Linked DNA regions of Mus musculus: region 2 is linked to region 1. Evidence: chromatin loops called from intact Hi-C (ENCODE). Cell type or tissue: left cerebral cortex. All regions are shown on one strand. Links, peaks and the distances in the headings refer to the core of each region. The heading gives the core; the rest is flanking DNA.

Region 1 (8,345 bases), core at 2,980-5,479:
TGATATCTTGTGAAAGTATGATCAAATTTGAATATAAATTTAATACCAGAGAAACTAGATGGGATTTCAGAGCTTATGCAGAGCTGTGTGTAAGAAGAGGAGGAAGAGGGGGATGGGAGAAAGGGAATCAGGAAAGAGAAGAGTGAGGAGAGAGAGAGAGAGAGCACTTCTCCACCGAGCATGTTCAATGAGCCATGTGGTTCTGAGATCGAGGGTGAATGAAGGTCCTTGGTTCTCTGGTGTCCAAGAAGATAATAAATATCATGGTGGTAATGGTGGGTAGCAACATTTTGGGAGAGGTCACTAAGTGATTGCCATTGTTTTGAGTTCATTACAATAGCCAGGAGCTGTGCTAGTGGGACCCAAGGGTGGGCAAGAGGCTGAATAACAAGCCCACTACATAAAGATTATGAGTGGCCAAGCCAGGACAAGCCTGTAATCTTATAGATCCCACCCAAGCATCACTTGTCTCAGAGTAGACATAGTCCCAGAGAAGAGGTGGTGAAATTGGCCCCAGCTAAGGTGAGGTGAGGGGTAAGAGATGAGACCAAATACCCTTCGTTTGGGAGGTGGGTGACAGTGGTCAGAGCACAGAGGGCCAAGTGAACACACAACAGGACCAGGGTCAATCCAGGGCTGTACCTGGATGGAGGGGAAAGGGTATAGACCGCATGTTTGCCTGATGCCTTGAAGTTGGCAAAGGGGACTCTAGTACCTGACTTAGAGTTGTGACCCTAGTGGCTTCTGGGGTTCAATTGCCAAACTGATAGGGTGTTCAGGATACAAGTGGTCTCTATAGTGTCTGCCTCAGAACTAACAGCTCAGGGTTTGAATTAAGAAAGACCCTGGTTTCACCAAGACATGGATTAAGAGTATCCAGTGGTGTTGAGAGCAGAGAGGTCACTCTTGGAAAGATGGGTTCCCCATAGAAAAGCAATGTCTGGATGAAAGATACTAGAGAAAGATACATGTGCTTGTATCATAAACATGGAGGGAGATAGAGACAGGAGGATTCCTGGTGCTTTCTGGCCAGCCGGTCTAGCCAACTGGTGAGCTACAAGACAGTGAGAGACCCTGACTCAAAAATAAGGCGGAGATATGCACAGCCCCATGCTCTCATGTGCTTTTGTGCTTGTTTCTGTTTTCCTTCTCTAGGACAAAGTCTCCTCCTCAAAGCACCTGACCTGGCCACGACCTGTTTCCACAGGGCAAATCTCCCTGCAATACCCACGCCCACACTTCAGCTCCCCCTAGGAACCATTAAGCAAGCAGTAAGCAAGACTAGGCACCAATGGGCTCATTCTTTATACTGTAAGGCACTCCAGAAACTGGGACTTTTAGGGAGCATGTGCCCAGGAGCACTGGGAGGCAAAAGCTGACAATAATCTGTGCAATCAGGTAGTAAATCAGGTGTGTTTACATAACTGAGTAAGAGGTTCAAAGGCATCCCACCTGGGCCACGGATGGGATCGGGAGGGAAAGGGCTGGACAGCAAGCTTGGCACACATCGTGGGCTCCAGGACACCACAGAGCGCTCAGCTTTCTCCAAGCCCAGCTTTCCCCGGCATGTTGCTGGGAAGAACATGCTGTTCTTGAGGCTCGTTTGCGCCTTGACTCTGGGCGTCATCGGGTGATGCTGAGAAGGAGAAACTGTCTCTGAGGGGCTGCCAGTTCCAGCACGGAGCTGTGAGCCAGTTCCCTGCCAGGAGACAGAACTCCCCGCAAATGCTGACGGGGAAACCGGCCGGGGTGACAGATTGCTTCCGGAACGGGATTTGCTGAATGCCCTTCCCATGTGATGCTTTGGGGGTGGTCCAGCTGTCTAGCAATAAGGCAAGGCTCCTGGTTCAGGGATTCTGACTCTCAAACAGTGCAGAGAGGCTGAGCCGTGATGCAACTGGGGTGTGTCAGAGGTGGTGGTGGACACACGATAGTGGGACCCTGTGGCGGAACCAACCACAAAGCTACAGGCCATCAGGTGTGCACAGCAAACTCCAGCAGAGGAAAGCATCTAGCAGGTTCCAGTTGGTACACATAGGAAGTTCTCAGGCTACAATCCCTGAGGTACGCAGGCTCTAACTTAAAGTAGTAAGGCACCCTAAAACTCCCTGAGACGCTCTCCTTCTCTCTCTCTCTCTCTCTCTCTCTCTCTCTCTCTCTCTGTGTGTGTGTGTGTGTGTGTGTGCAGAGTGTAGAGGACAGCCTTGGCTGTTGGTCCTTACATGCCATAAACCCTGCCATCTTGAGACAGGGTTTCTCATTGGCCTGGAGCTCACAAAATAAGCTAGGCTGGCTGGCCAGTGAGTCCCAGGGATCCGATTGTATCAACCCCACCTCCACCCCCATCCCAGCACTGAGACTATAAGCACATCCTCTTCCCCCCCCCCCCCACCACAACCTTTTTTAATCCTGAAGGTTCTGGGGGATTGAATTCAGGTCTTCATGCTTGCATGCTGTCACCCCAGCTCATTCTGTGTCTCCTTAAATCACAAATGTCTTAATATTTTTTTTTTCGAGACAGGGTTTCTCTGTGTAGCCCTGGCTGTCCTGGAACTCACTTTGTAGACCAGGCTGGCCTCGAACTCAGAAATCCACCTGCCTCTGCCTACAAATGTCTTAATATAAATTTATATTCTCTATGGCATTTGAAGACACTCTTAGGCCCTAGCGGAAAGATATCTGTAGACTTCACAGACCAACTCTCTCAGGACAGTGACAGCTGACTTCTCTCTTCACATTGGGACACTGCAGATTGTCATCCCTGTAGAACACGTTATCCTCCCAGGCTGGTCTCCCTCTGCCTGGCAGATGGGAAGAGTCTTACACTATGATCTGAACGCTTGTGATTCCCCACCCAATTAATATGCTCTAATTTCTAGTCCCCAGGTGAAGGTACTAAGAGGTAGAGTCCAGAGAGGTGATTAGGTCAGGAGAATGGGCCCCTCATGGATGAGATTTGTGCCCGTATAAAGTAGGTTTTAGGGAGCTTGCTAGCTTTTCCCACCGTGTGAGGACCCAATGAGAAGGCATTATTTCAGGATCAGGAAATGGGTTCCCCATGGGTACAGCAGCTGCCAGTTTCTTGAACTTGATCTTCCCAGCCTGAGTCCCACATTCCTGTTGTCTATCAGCTACAGTACCATGTGACAGAGGCCTGAGTGGAGCAAAGCCACCAGGGAGTTGAGAGTGACCTAGACAGTGTGGAACAAGAACCTGCTGGGGCTTGATATTGGGTAAGAACTGCAAATGAGGGTGCTGGTCCAGGGTGGTCACGTCATATTCTCCTTAGTGTGAATGTGAGTCCTCCATGAACTGGCACCCAAGAGCAGTCAACTCTGTCCAGATAGAGGCAAGTGATTCTTTCTTCAAGCAAGTGACAAGGTAGAGTTGACACTCTGTAGAGGAATGCATTGGACTGTGTGATGTGAGGCAGGAAGAGATGACATCCTCCTCTCGGGAGCAGGGTACCACTGAGAGATTTCTCATCAACACTCCAGTGGCACTTGGACTCTGTGTCTAGAGGTCTGATCTTGAAACTAATAATAGTCTAATAGCCAGAGTATCCCACCATTCACTTCAACAAATACTTTTTATTTGCTTTTTATTTTTATTTTGTGTTTTTTTTGAGACATAAGCTTGCTACATAGCCTAGGCTGGCCTTGAACCCGCCATCGTCATACTCTGCCTTCCCATGGCTAGGTTTACAAGCAGGTACAAACACATCATGCTGTAGTCTTCAGCATGCTCCATCCTCTGATTTACCAAGCCAATAGTGGTATAACTTCAGAGCCGACACTGGTTTCAACTGACTGGTTAAGGAAGTCAAATATCTTATTCCACTCAACCTGTCACATGCAGGACTGACACATGATTCCCAAAGACTCACGGGTTACTCTCCTCTCGACTGTTTTGAACACCTACCACCGAGCATAGCAGCATGGGGAAGTTATCTGCCACACACACGGGTCTCCATACAACCTTTGCCCTGTGATTCTGGGTTCATGCTGTCCCATCCCTGGGCACACCCTATCTGGAACACAACCCTGTTCTCTGGCTTTCCAGCCTCCTGCTAGCCCTGTCTATCAGATCTCCACAGGCTGACAGAAACACGGGGACAGGGACAAAACACTTCCTCCCCAGGCATCTCCCCAGGGTCAACACAGGGCAAGGCAAAAGCCACGCAGGCCAGATTCTTGGATTCTGACAGGAGCTGGAGTGGGCAAGGCCTTTCGAGGCTCTCACTTTGAGCTGCAGTTCACAGAGTGTCCATTTGGAGGGACTCCAACACAAGGGAAAAACCAAACAGGCCTTTTTCCAAGGAGACTCAATTCAGGCCAAAAGGAGCCAAGTGCTTTCCCAGAAGACATCAAATGATTTGAAGAGTCTCAGAGTGCTCAAAGACTAAGGGACATAAAATGTATTGTTAGTTTTCAGGAAGAAAATATGCCATGCAGGGCCATTTGCTCCACATTTCTAGGGCAACCATTACACATGGAGCTTTGCTGGGTTTCACCCAATGAGATGCAAAGGCATCTTCAGCAAAGAACAATTGTAGATGAGGCATCAACAAATGAGACGTGGGTCACTTGGAGGGTCTTGGCTGTCTGGCTTGCTGCATTTGCTCTAATCACACTGCACCAAGCTTGCGGATGCTGTCTGTGGTCACGAGCACGGACTCTGATTTGATCTCATTTGTGCTAATAAACAATGACTCACAAATTCTATGATCTTAGTTTCCTTATGGCCAGAGTCAAGGGCAAGAAGAGCGAGCAACACTGAGAATATACCCACCTTGTGTGACCACAAACCTGAATTCAAGGACTTAAGAAGTACATTGTTTAAAAACACATTCACTGAATGTTCTGCTGTCTAAACCCACTACTTTGTCACAAGGGTGGCTTTCTGCCCCAGTAAATCCAGTGTCCCCAAATGGTGAGTCAGCAACTACTCAATCAAAGTCAGCTAAAGAATTTAATGAGCGTGGTATGCACAGTCAGTTCATGCTCCCTCCTTCCTTCCCTCCCTCCCCCTCTCTCTTCCCCTCCCTCCCTCTCTCTCTTCCCCTCCCTCCCCCTCTCTTCCCCTCCCCCCCTCTCTCTCTTCCCCTCTCTTCTCCTTTCGTCCTACTCTGTCTCCTTTCTTCAACTTTGAGACATAGTCTTACTGTATAGCCCTGTTTCCCTTTTAATATAGCCTCCTCTTGCATACACTAAGTACTCCAATAACACGTATGTTATCTGCTAATATTCTATAATTCCAAAGTAGATGACTGTGAAAAATATTTGCTAGTTGTGGGAGACAGATAAGATCTGCATATAAACATAGGGAGGCATTGATTTTAAGAAATAATTACTTCTCATTGTAGGGACAATGCATAGTCATCATAAAATAATTTAAATGCACAAAGTATAAAGGCAAAGATTAAAGGCAATTGCACTTCCACCAAAACAGAGGATTGATGCTGACATACTGTTATGCTGATTGACAATTGCTCTCCTGTAAAGACATCTATAGTATAATATTGATTGTTTGATTATAATGTTGGGGATAAAGCCCAGGGTCTTGTATATGCTAGGTAAGCACATTATCATTGAGCCATATCTCTAGCCTGTAATATTTATTTTTATAGAATTCACATAACTTTATGGTAGTTAAAAATTCCTTCTTAATAAAAGTTACCAAAGTAATTTTTAAAAAGCATTTTTTAATGCCCAGCATTCTATTTTGTAGCAAAGACTTTAAAATAAGTTCAGTTTGTACATTTACATGGTTTAAAAATTCCTCATCTTTGTATATAACAACTGATTGTCTTCATACATAAATTTCTGCTTTTCTTCTTGGGCTGCATTCTTAGAAGGAGAGTAAAAGATATAAAAACCCTTGCCAAACTGCTCCCCCCAAAGTTGTATCAAAGTCCTACCAAAAATCATATTAAAGATAAAGTGAGAAAAATAAAGAGTAACATTGTAAGTTTGATTTTTTTTTTTTTTGAGGCTTAACAGTCTTTATAGCTATTGGGCCATGTGAATTTCTTTTTCTCTGACTTAATTCTCAATTCCTTTAGGGTAGTAAACAGGTTTCTTACTGGCTAGAGGGAATGTTTGGATGCACATGACAGTGGTCCTTCTCCCTGTTTGCCACGCTCTGTGTTTAGATTTAATTCCGTAGGCTTCTAGAAACACAAAGGAGTCTATCTTTTCACACAGTCAAAGCTACCAACATGTTTTCTTTCCTTTCTTCCATTTCTTTTAGGCTTAGGAAATCCTTGCCCTCCGTGAAGGTAGTTAAGTATTCGCCTGTGTTTTCTTTCATTATTTTGTTTCCTTTTTTTAATAATTAACTTCCAGATGCACTTGAAATTTATTTTGGTGTAAAGCACGAGGGGAGATCTCATTTATTTATTTATTTTTCTTCCAAACGTTTAGACAATTTTCCCAACAACGTCTGTGGAATGAACCACACCTTCTCTCTAGTCCTGGAAGCCTCTGTTTATTTATAAGCAGGCTCCAATTTCAGGGTATCTGCTTTATCACATTCAATTCCCTGTTAGTCCCTGCAGCAGCCAACATTCTAAACTGTTTCAAGTTTCCAAGGTATTTTAGAACCATCCACATGTCCCACACTGTGCTTCTCAGAGCAGCTCTCTGTCCACTGTCGAAAAATCTCTGCACTTCTGTACTCATGGATCTGTGTTGGTTGCAACTCTTCATTGCTGTGACAAAATTCCTGACCAGAGCATTTACTTTTGCTCATTGGTTTAGGGTACAGTCCATCACGGTGGTGAAGTCTTGGAGGCAGAGCCAGAGGCAGCTGGCCACATGGTATCTGCATCCAGGAAGCAGAGGGAGATAAATGCGGTGCGGCTCACGTTCTCCTTTTTCTTTGGCTCAGGACACTGCTTTTCTCTTTAGTTTTGGAGACAGTCTCTCACTGAAGCTGGGCTCACTGATTTGACCCGGCTGATTGGCTATCTCCTACCCACATGTCTCTGTTGACCCAGCTGATTGGCTACCCCCTACCCACACGTCTCTGCGTCCCCAGTGCTGGGCTAACAGGAGTGAGTCGTTCGTTGTGCCAGGCTCGTTAAGTGGGTGCGGAGGGCCAGAACTCAAGTCCTCACGCTTGCACAGTTAGCACTTTATGGACTGAATCACCTCCGCTGCAACAGTCCAGCACGCTCTTGAAAGTCCCCACTCAATGGCTGCTTCTTTGCAAATGCCGTCACCCCTCTGCCTCCTTGGTTCTATATTTTTTAGTCTTTGGCTACACTCTGCTTCGTTTGCATTTATCATTCCCATAATGGTAGAAAATATAAATGACGTGTGTATTCTACTGCTCGCCTTAGAGACCCATGTCAAACATTCTTACTCAGCCTTTCTCTGATTATAAAAACAAGGTATGAGACGGTGTCTTCCGATAACCCCCACACCCCCATGATCAAGAAGAATCTATCATGCTGTGTTCTAAATTGGTGCTACCTTCTATACTAATCTCTGGTCCTGTGCCTATTAAATTACCTGGAGTCTGCGATCTCTAATCATGTTATAACTCTATATGATTTGATTTCCGCCATGCTGGGCTCTTCATTGACTTCATCTTGCTGCCCTCTTTGGGGTGCCTTCAGCCAAGCCAGCTTTTCTCTTGTAGCTCCCATGATTCTGAGGGAGAGGTGTTTGTTTCCCTTCTTTATAACCACTCAGTGTTCCGAGTTCCCTGGTTGCACATTTCCTCTATTGGTCTTCCTATGGCAGAGTACATGCTTTTATTTTGACTGCTTCGTACATGTATCAGGTACCATGGCTGCTTTCTGTTCAGTTCTCCTCCTTTACCCCAGGACGAAGCGATTATTCGCGATGGTCCTCCATCTTGTTCTGCTTTTTGCCTTCCGTGGCACCCATCGCCATAGTTTCCTCGCATTGCCTGCATCCCCCCGTTTCTCTGGCAGCTCTGATGGTTTTCCTATACTTTCTCTTGGGACTTTTGCTGCCAGGGCTGCAATCTATGTTTCTTTGCCAACATTTGAATTTATCTGCCTTCCTTCATCTCGTCTGCCTCCTCATGCAACAATTCATCATTCAACAATCAGACAAGAACAAAAAACCGTTTGTGTCTGCTTTCTTTCTATATCTACCTTTTTATTCAAACAGCTCAATGACCTTGTTTTACAGAGATGGCATATTCTTGTTTTCTACTAAAATTTATGTGGAAATGTTCAAATACATTTTGATAGGCATATTCTTTCAGCAATTCACTGCCTTGTGTGCTCTGCTGGTCTCTTCTCTTTATCACCCCTACTATAGATAGTTCAGATTAATTTTATTTAAGAAGTTATTTTTAAATTCACG
Region 2 (6,728 bases), core at 2,519-5,018, 390 kb after region 1:
GCTGTTTTTACATGATGCCAAACAAACAAACAAACCAACAACAACAGCAACAACAAACACTTCCATTACTCATTATCATTCTAACATCTGACTTTGGCTTTCCTCTGCCCTTCCCTTGTTCTGTTTTATCTATTGGCTAAACTCACTCAAGGCTCTCTTTCCTTTGCCTATGCCCACCCCTAAGAAGCTGAGTGTTGCTGGGAGCAAAGCAGACATCACCATCTCATGGATAGAACCCAGTTTAAATTCATAGATGCAGCAGATGTAGGCTCTCAGATTCTGTCCGGCACTTCTGCAATCTGTCTCTGGTCTGCTTACACCCCTGCTCTCTACAGTGGATAATTCTCTCCTGGGTCCCCCTGTTGTGATGTGACCAAGCAGAGGCTTCAGACTCCTGCGGCTGTGCATTTGCATCCGTGGTCCAAGGGGGGCTCAGCTCCTTCTCAAGTTGGCACCAGAACTGAATATCATCCACACGGCACTACTGGTTTTCCTTATGTGGAGCTTGCAGCAGGGTTTTAGAGAAAAGTCAATTGGGCCAGGCGATGTGTAGCAGAGTCAAACTCTCAGAATACTGACCCTGAGGAGTCACTGTGTGAAACTGTGATGGCAAAAGCTAGGCTTTAATCTCCCGGAATGTTGGAGATGCCAGGAACATGGGATGTCTGCAGAGGAAAGCGGCAAGCACCACGTTGAGCCTGCCCAAGAGAAAATGTACAGGTGTTGAGAATGCTGTGGCTACAGGTGAGGGATGCCCAAGCCTTTAGGAGCTCAAATAATATTACCACGCTGTGGTTGTTGGGCAACAGTTTCAGACTTTACCCTTTACCCTGCTGGATGGTGGTCTTCCTTTGGGCCAATCTTCTCTTGTTATTCTTTCGTTCCTTCCTACTAGAAGGAGAATACTTAGTTTGTATTGCATATTATATGTGTTTAACTTTCTTGGTTTTAGAGTCCACAGTGAAGACACTGATTTAAGTCTAGGAAGAATTTGCACTTTGAGTTTTTGATCAGTATTGGGGATTTCTGAAGTTTAGCTAGATGCTCTTAGTATTGGGAGAGAGTTGGCTTGAGACTTTGGGGACCAGGAGTTTGGGAATGTTACCACTGGAATGTGAGCTGTCCCCCGAGTCTTTGTGTTTGGATGTCCAGTTCCCACTTCCTGGCATTGCTTTGGAGGTTTGCAGACTCTGGGAGATGGGGCCTAGTTGACAAGAGGAGGTTATAGAGGGCAAATTTTGGCAGTTATGTTGCTTTGGCTTCTCCTGTTGTCATGGGAACAAGAGGCCTCATACGCCTGCTGCTGTGCACAGAGCCCCTTGCCTTTCCCACCTTGATGGACTGAGATTCCTTGGAAACCACGAGTGCAAACAAAGCTTTCCTCCCTTATGTCGATTTTCTTGGGTATTTTGCTGCAATAAGAAGAAAAGTAGCCAATACAGTATTCCAGGGCAACTAGTCAGAGTCAACAATATGCACGATACTTTGTCACCAATGTGCTTTCTGCAAGGAGTGTCAGAGAAACACAAATGTCTGTTGATCATCAGATAAATTATTTCCCTTGCTTTTTGCCATTTTACACTTCAAACCAAACCAAACCAAACCAAACCAAACCAAACCAAATCAAACCAAACCAAACCAAACCAAACCAAACCAAAAACCTACCGGGCTAGAGAGATAGCTCAGTGGTTAAGAGCACTGGCTCTCCTTCCAGAGGTCCTGAGTTCAATTCCCAGAAACCACATGGTGGCTCACAACCACCCATAATGAGATCAGATGCCCTCTTCTGGTATGCAGGTGTACATGCAGATATACATTAAACAAAACTTAAAAAACAAAACAAAACAAAACAAAACAAAACAAAAAACCAAAAATCTACTTTTGTATTGTCTTCCAAGTTCATTTAATCCCATCTGCTAATAGTTGATCATCTAAAGCTGAAAGTTCAAAGGAGAAAAACTTGCTGAAAGACATCCACTGAGTTCTAATTTAATGTTGAGATTAAAACCAAAACACAAAGCATTTATTTATGGAGAGCTGGCCCTGTCCCTCACTGGCTGCAGCAGTCAGGAGAGGTCCCGCACCTCGCCTGAGCAGCACAGCAGAGCATGTCCTGGTGTGGATGGGTGTGAGCACAGAGAGCTGGCCCTGTCCCTTGCTGTGTATAGCACTCAGGGAATGGGTCTGACCTTGACTGGCAGCATAGTAGAACTGGGTCTGGAGGTGTGGGCGAGGGCAAGTTGGTCCCAGAAGCATTAGAGTGGGAGACCCCTCCCCTTTGCTGGCTGAAGCATTGGGTAAGCTAGCTGGGCCAGTGCTGGAGATCACCCTGGATGTGTGGGAAAGCTGGCAGGGTGACCAGTTCAGCTGCCACGCAGGACCAGATGTAGGATTTTGACTTGGCTCACTCCAACCTCTCCCTCATCTATGAAGTGGTGTACTGCTGGATATCAGGAAAGTCCTGCAGATCCAAAGCTGCAGGAGCTCCATGACACAGGGCAACAACACGATATTCAAGAAGAGGCTTGGTGAGGATCTGGTATTGACGGTGTAGCAGAAGCCCGAGGCCTTAACCCAGACCAAGGACTCATTGCAATGAATCGTTGCCCGGAAAGATGTGTGTACAAAAGGACATGCTGTGTGACACACCGTGACACACTTCAGCTTCCACGAGGAAATATTTTTTAATGTCTTGTTTTGGGTTTTTGTTTTCTTTTTCGAGGGAGGTTACAAGGGCAGAGGAAAGATAGGAAAGGGAGGGGAGATGAGTGGGTTGGGGTGCATGACGTAAAACTCACAAAGAATCCACACAAAGTTTTAAAAACATTCAGATTCAATCTAGGGAAAACATTCATTTATAGAAATATCCTGGCCTTTTCAACAAAAGCAACACCCAAGATATCCATCCATCTGCCCTTAACCAGGGGCAACTTAATTTGTACATTTTCCTGTGTTATGCAATTAAATACACTGCTTCAACAGAATCCATTTAGAATTAAGACATTCTAAGTGCTGAGTACACCTCTCCTTCCTAAAACACAAACATATTACAGTGATATTACTTTTGTTTAATTTCAATTTTGTTGTGTGTTCTTGTTTTGTTTCTATTGTGGTAAAATACTCTGACAAAAAGCAGCCTAGGAGAGAAGGGTTTGTATTAGGTCACACCCATGATGCAAGGAAGTCACAGTTTCAGGACCTTGAGACCGCTGGTCACCTAACACAGAACATCCCCAGTCAAGAGCAGAGAGAAATAAACGCGTACGTCTTTGCTTGTTTGTTTGTACTCAAATTAATACATCTACTTTTACCCAGTTCAGGGACCCTTGTCTGGGGAATGGTGCCAACCACGATGGACTGTCTTCCCACATCAACTAAATTAAATGAGACAATGTGCAAGGACATATCCACAGGTCACCCCAATGTAGACAGCCTGCCGCGGAGCCCCTTCCCATGGACTTCTGGGAAGTACTGTGCTAATGGTAAAAGTTGACTGGCAGGGATAGGCAGATGCATAGGAAGAAGCGCCTCCTCCAGTGGTCAGTGTGGAGCAGGGCACCTCTGCAGCTCCATATTTTCAGGCACTTTCTGTTTAAATGGAAGATTTTCAGGGAAGTTTGCAGTTGCTCCCTGCAGGCTGTCAGCAGGCAGAATCTTGCCCTTAAGTCACCAACTTCTGTTGTCCCGGTACAAAGTTTACTTTATCTCTCTCTTTTTTCCTTCAAGTTATTTAAAAGTTTTTTAAATTTAATTTTTAGTAAATAGATTATATATACATGTATATGTATATATGCCTTTCATCATGTGAACTTTCTAAGCTCATCTAGTTATCCTTTGAACAATAAATTATTTGGGATGGCAAGGTGGCACAGCAGGCACTTGCTACCAAGCCTGACAATTGGAGCTTGATCCCTGGGACCCAAATCTACATGTAAATGTTCACACACACACACACACACATGCATGCTTGTAAGAGAAAGAGAGATTACGAACAAGTTTTTCTCTGTGTTATTGCTGCCTCCTAGTGGTGCATATTGGGTGTATTAGAGTTGTCTAAAGAGACAGAACTGATAGACTGAAAAAATATGTATATGTATATATGTATGTACACATATATGTTCATACACACTTATGTGCAGCTATACAGATCTCTTCCCCAGTAATGATGGTGAGAAGATGGTGATGACACTGGTGAGAATGGGATTCATTAGACGGGTCGCAGGCTGTCCTCCGGGTAGTCCAACAATGGCTATCTCCTGATGGAAAGGCTGAGAATCTGATAGTTGTTCAGTCCAGGAGTCCAGATGTCTTTTTGTTTGTTTGGTTTTTTTTTTTTTTTTTTTCGAGACAGGATTTCTCTGTATAGTCCTGGCCTTCCTGGAACTGTCCAGGCCAGCCTCGAACTCAGAAATCCACCTGCCTCTGCCTCCCAAGTGCTGGGATTAAAGGTGTGAGCCACCACCGCCCTGGCGAGTCTGGATGTCTTAGCAGTTCCAGGATGGCCCTGGAGTCCTAGAGGATCCCTGGAGAGCTGTGGTTGTCAGTCTGCATTGGACTCCTGAAGAAGTTGGTCCTAATACAGGCAAAGGAACGCCCCAGCAACAGAACAGACAACTTTCCATTGAGGGCAAACAGATAAAAAGCGGTTTCCTTCTTCCAGGTGGGTGCTCTTGCTTCAAATACTCTGTTTAAGAATATCTCACACAGGCACACCCAGGAGCATGGGTTTTGTGGCTGCAGACGCAATCGAGTTAGCAGACAAGATTGCACTGGATCTCTAAATGTTCACAAAAGACTTGGGGAAGACGAGAAATTGAAATGTCCTTGTATCAGGTGCTGAGCAAAATGTTCCCTATGAACCATCCTTATCTTGCCAATTGGTCCGTAAGGAAGCTAAAGAAGTTGTGTAACTTGGATTTCTGCCTCACATCATGAAGGACTCTCGGAACCCAGATACCCAGACTTCAGAGCTTTGACTTGAGGCTGTACTTCTAGTTGAGTTCTGATTGCCCTCCCACCCCCATCCCCACCCCCACCCCCTGGAGCTTACTGGAAGTAACTGTGCTTGAAAGTGGGGATTTTGCAGCCTGGTGTCCCCCAGGTTGGCAGGTAAGACCATTGTGCAGAGCAGGCTGGAGTGCCTTGCTAACCGGTTGCTCTCTGTTCCAACACTGGCCAGGGGCACATAGGGACTGCTGGAGCCCGGAAGTAGAGCTGGGATTTTTCTGTTAACAATCCTTAGCATGAGTTTCTCCAAGAGAGTGGGCTGAACAGGAATGGAATCATGAATATTGCTTAGCTCTGGTTTAAATTAAGGAACCCAGAGTCACTGTACTAAAGGTAGTGACCTTTTCAATTGTTATTAATGAGGAAAAGAAAATATGCCTTTCCTCTCTGCTCTCTTTAAACTTCACCGTTTTTGTGATGAAACTTATACTTTTGTGTTCTCTAAATAGAAAGTTCTGCGTCATTTCCCCATCCAATTTAAGGAATTTACTGGTTATGGGGGTGTTCTGATATTTGTCTCTGATAAGTTCATATAATAACAACACAGGAATGATTCTTAGTATTTAGAAGTTGCTCCCCATCTAGATAGGAAGTCCTTTGAGATTTCACTTCTACTGTTTTAATAATAGATAATGGTGGGGCAAGCAAAATAACTCAGTGGATAAAGATGTTTGCTGCCGAGCCTAGTGACCTGGGTTTGACCCTGCAGAACAAGTGACTCCCACAAGCTGTTCTCTTACTGCCCCCCTCCCATGATGGGGTGGGGGTGTACATACAGGTAATAAAAGCTAAAAAAAAAATAAAAATAAACAGTGAATCGCGACTAAAATTTCATTGTACAAACTACCAGCTTAACATAAAAGTAAAGTGTACAGAGCCACTGATAGCTAAATTTTAAAATTTGAAACTGTAGAGGAAGATATTTGCTAATCTGTCTTAGTCACTGTTCTAGTGCTGTGAAGGGACACCGCGACCAAGGCAACTCCTATGAAGGAAAGCATTTAATTCGGGGCTTGTTTGCACACTGTCATCATGGCGGGAAACATAGAGGCACTCATGGTGCCGGAGCAGTAGCTGAGAGCTTTATGTCCTGATCAGTAGGCAGCAGGCTGAGGGACTGGGTCTGGCAGCAGGGGCTTTTGAAACCTCAAAGGTTCCCCCCCACCCCAAGTGACACACCTTCTTCAATAAGGCCACACCTCCAACCACAAGGCCACACCTCCTACAACAGGGCCACACCTCCTAATTCTACCCGATAGTCCTCAAACTGGGAACCACACATTCATACACATGAGCCTATGGAACCATTCTCTTTCAAACCGCCACATTATATCATGTCAGATTCCTCAAGATGAACAGGGAGCAGAAGACATTCTACCAGACTCCAGGAAACTAAAGAGGGCTAATAAGAAACATTAACATTTTCAAAGAGTAGCAAATGCCAATTAAAAAGTGATACTAGTTTTTTTTTTTTTTTAAAGATACAATTTGCACAGACCCAAAAAGCTGTTAATGTGACTCTGACACTCTCTCAAACTGCTGCATGTCTTAGAGACTTGCAAAATAAGTTTAATGAGTAATTTGGGAGGAAAGCTGGATTGCTTTTTTTTTTTTATGTCTATTGCAAATCTCTTACATAGGCTGGAAAGATGAGTTAGTCAATAAAGCACAGATCTGAAAGCAGGAGGATCTATGTTTGATCCCTGGAATCTATATAAAAG

What was found. Peaks named below come from ENCODE experiments on the same cell type or tissue, not always from the same donor. Only the 100,000 strongest peaks of a DNase experiment are listed, where the experiment ranks them.
Region 2: a loop joins it to region 1, with 3 times the contacts of the local background. A loop is called at or near these places in 19 of 42 quality-filtered maps.

The regions. Positions count from the first base shown.
Region 1 is chr11:108,021,660-108,030,004 of GRCm38, forward strand. The region is part of intron 5 of Prkca (protein kinase C, alpha); the gene reads right to left. Among named protein-coding and RNA genes, the nearest start is that of Mir7223, 29 kb to the left of the region's middle. In left cerebral cortex, for the core only: a CTCF peak has its summit at 4,259; a DNase peak (open chromatin) is centred at 4,283; H3K27ac peaks cover 518 bases.
Region 2 is chr11:108,414,736-108,421,463 of GRCm38, forward strand. No RefSeq gene overlaps it. Among named protein-coding and RNA genes, the nearest start is that of Cep112, 7.2 kb to the right of the region's middle. In left cerebral cortex, for the core only: a CTCF peak has its summit at 4,024 (motif pointing left); a DNase peak (open chromatin) is centred at 4,007.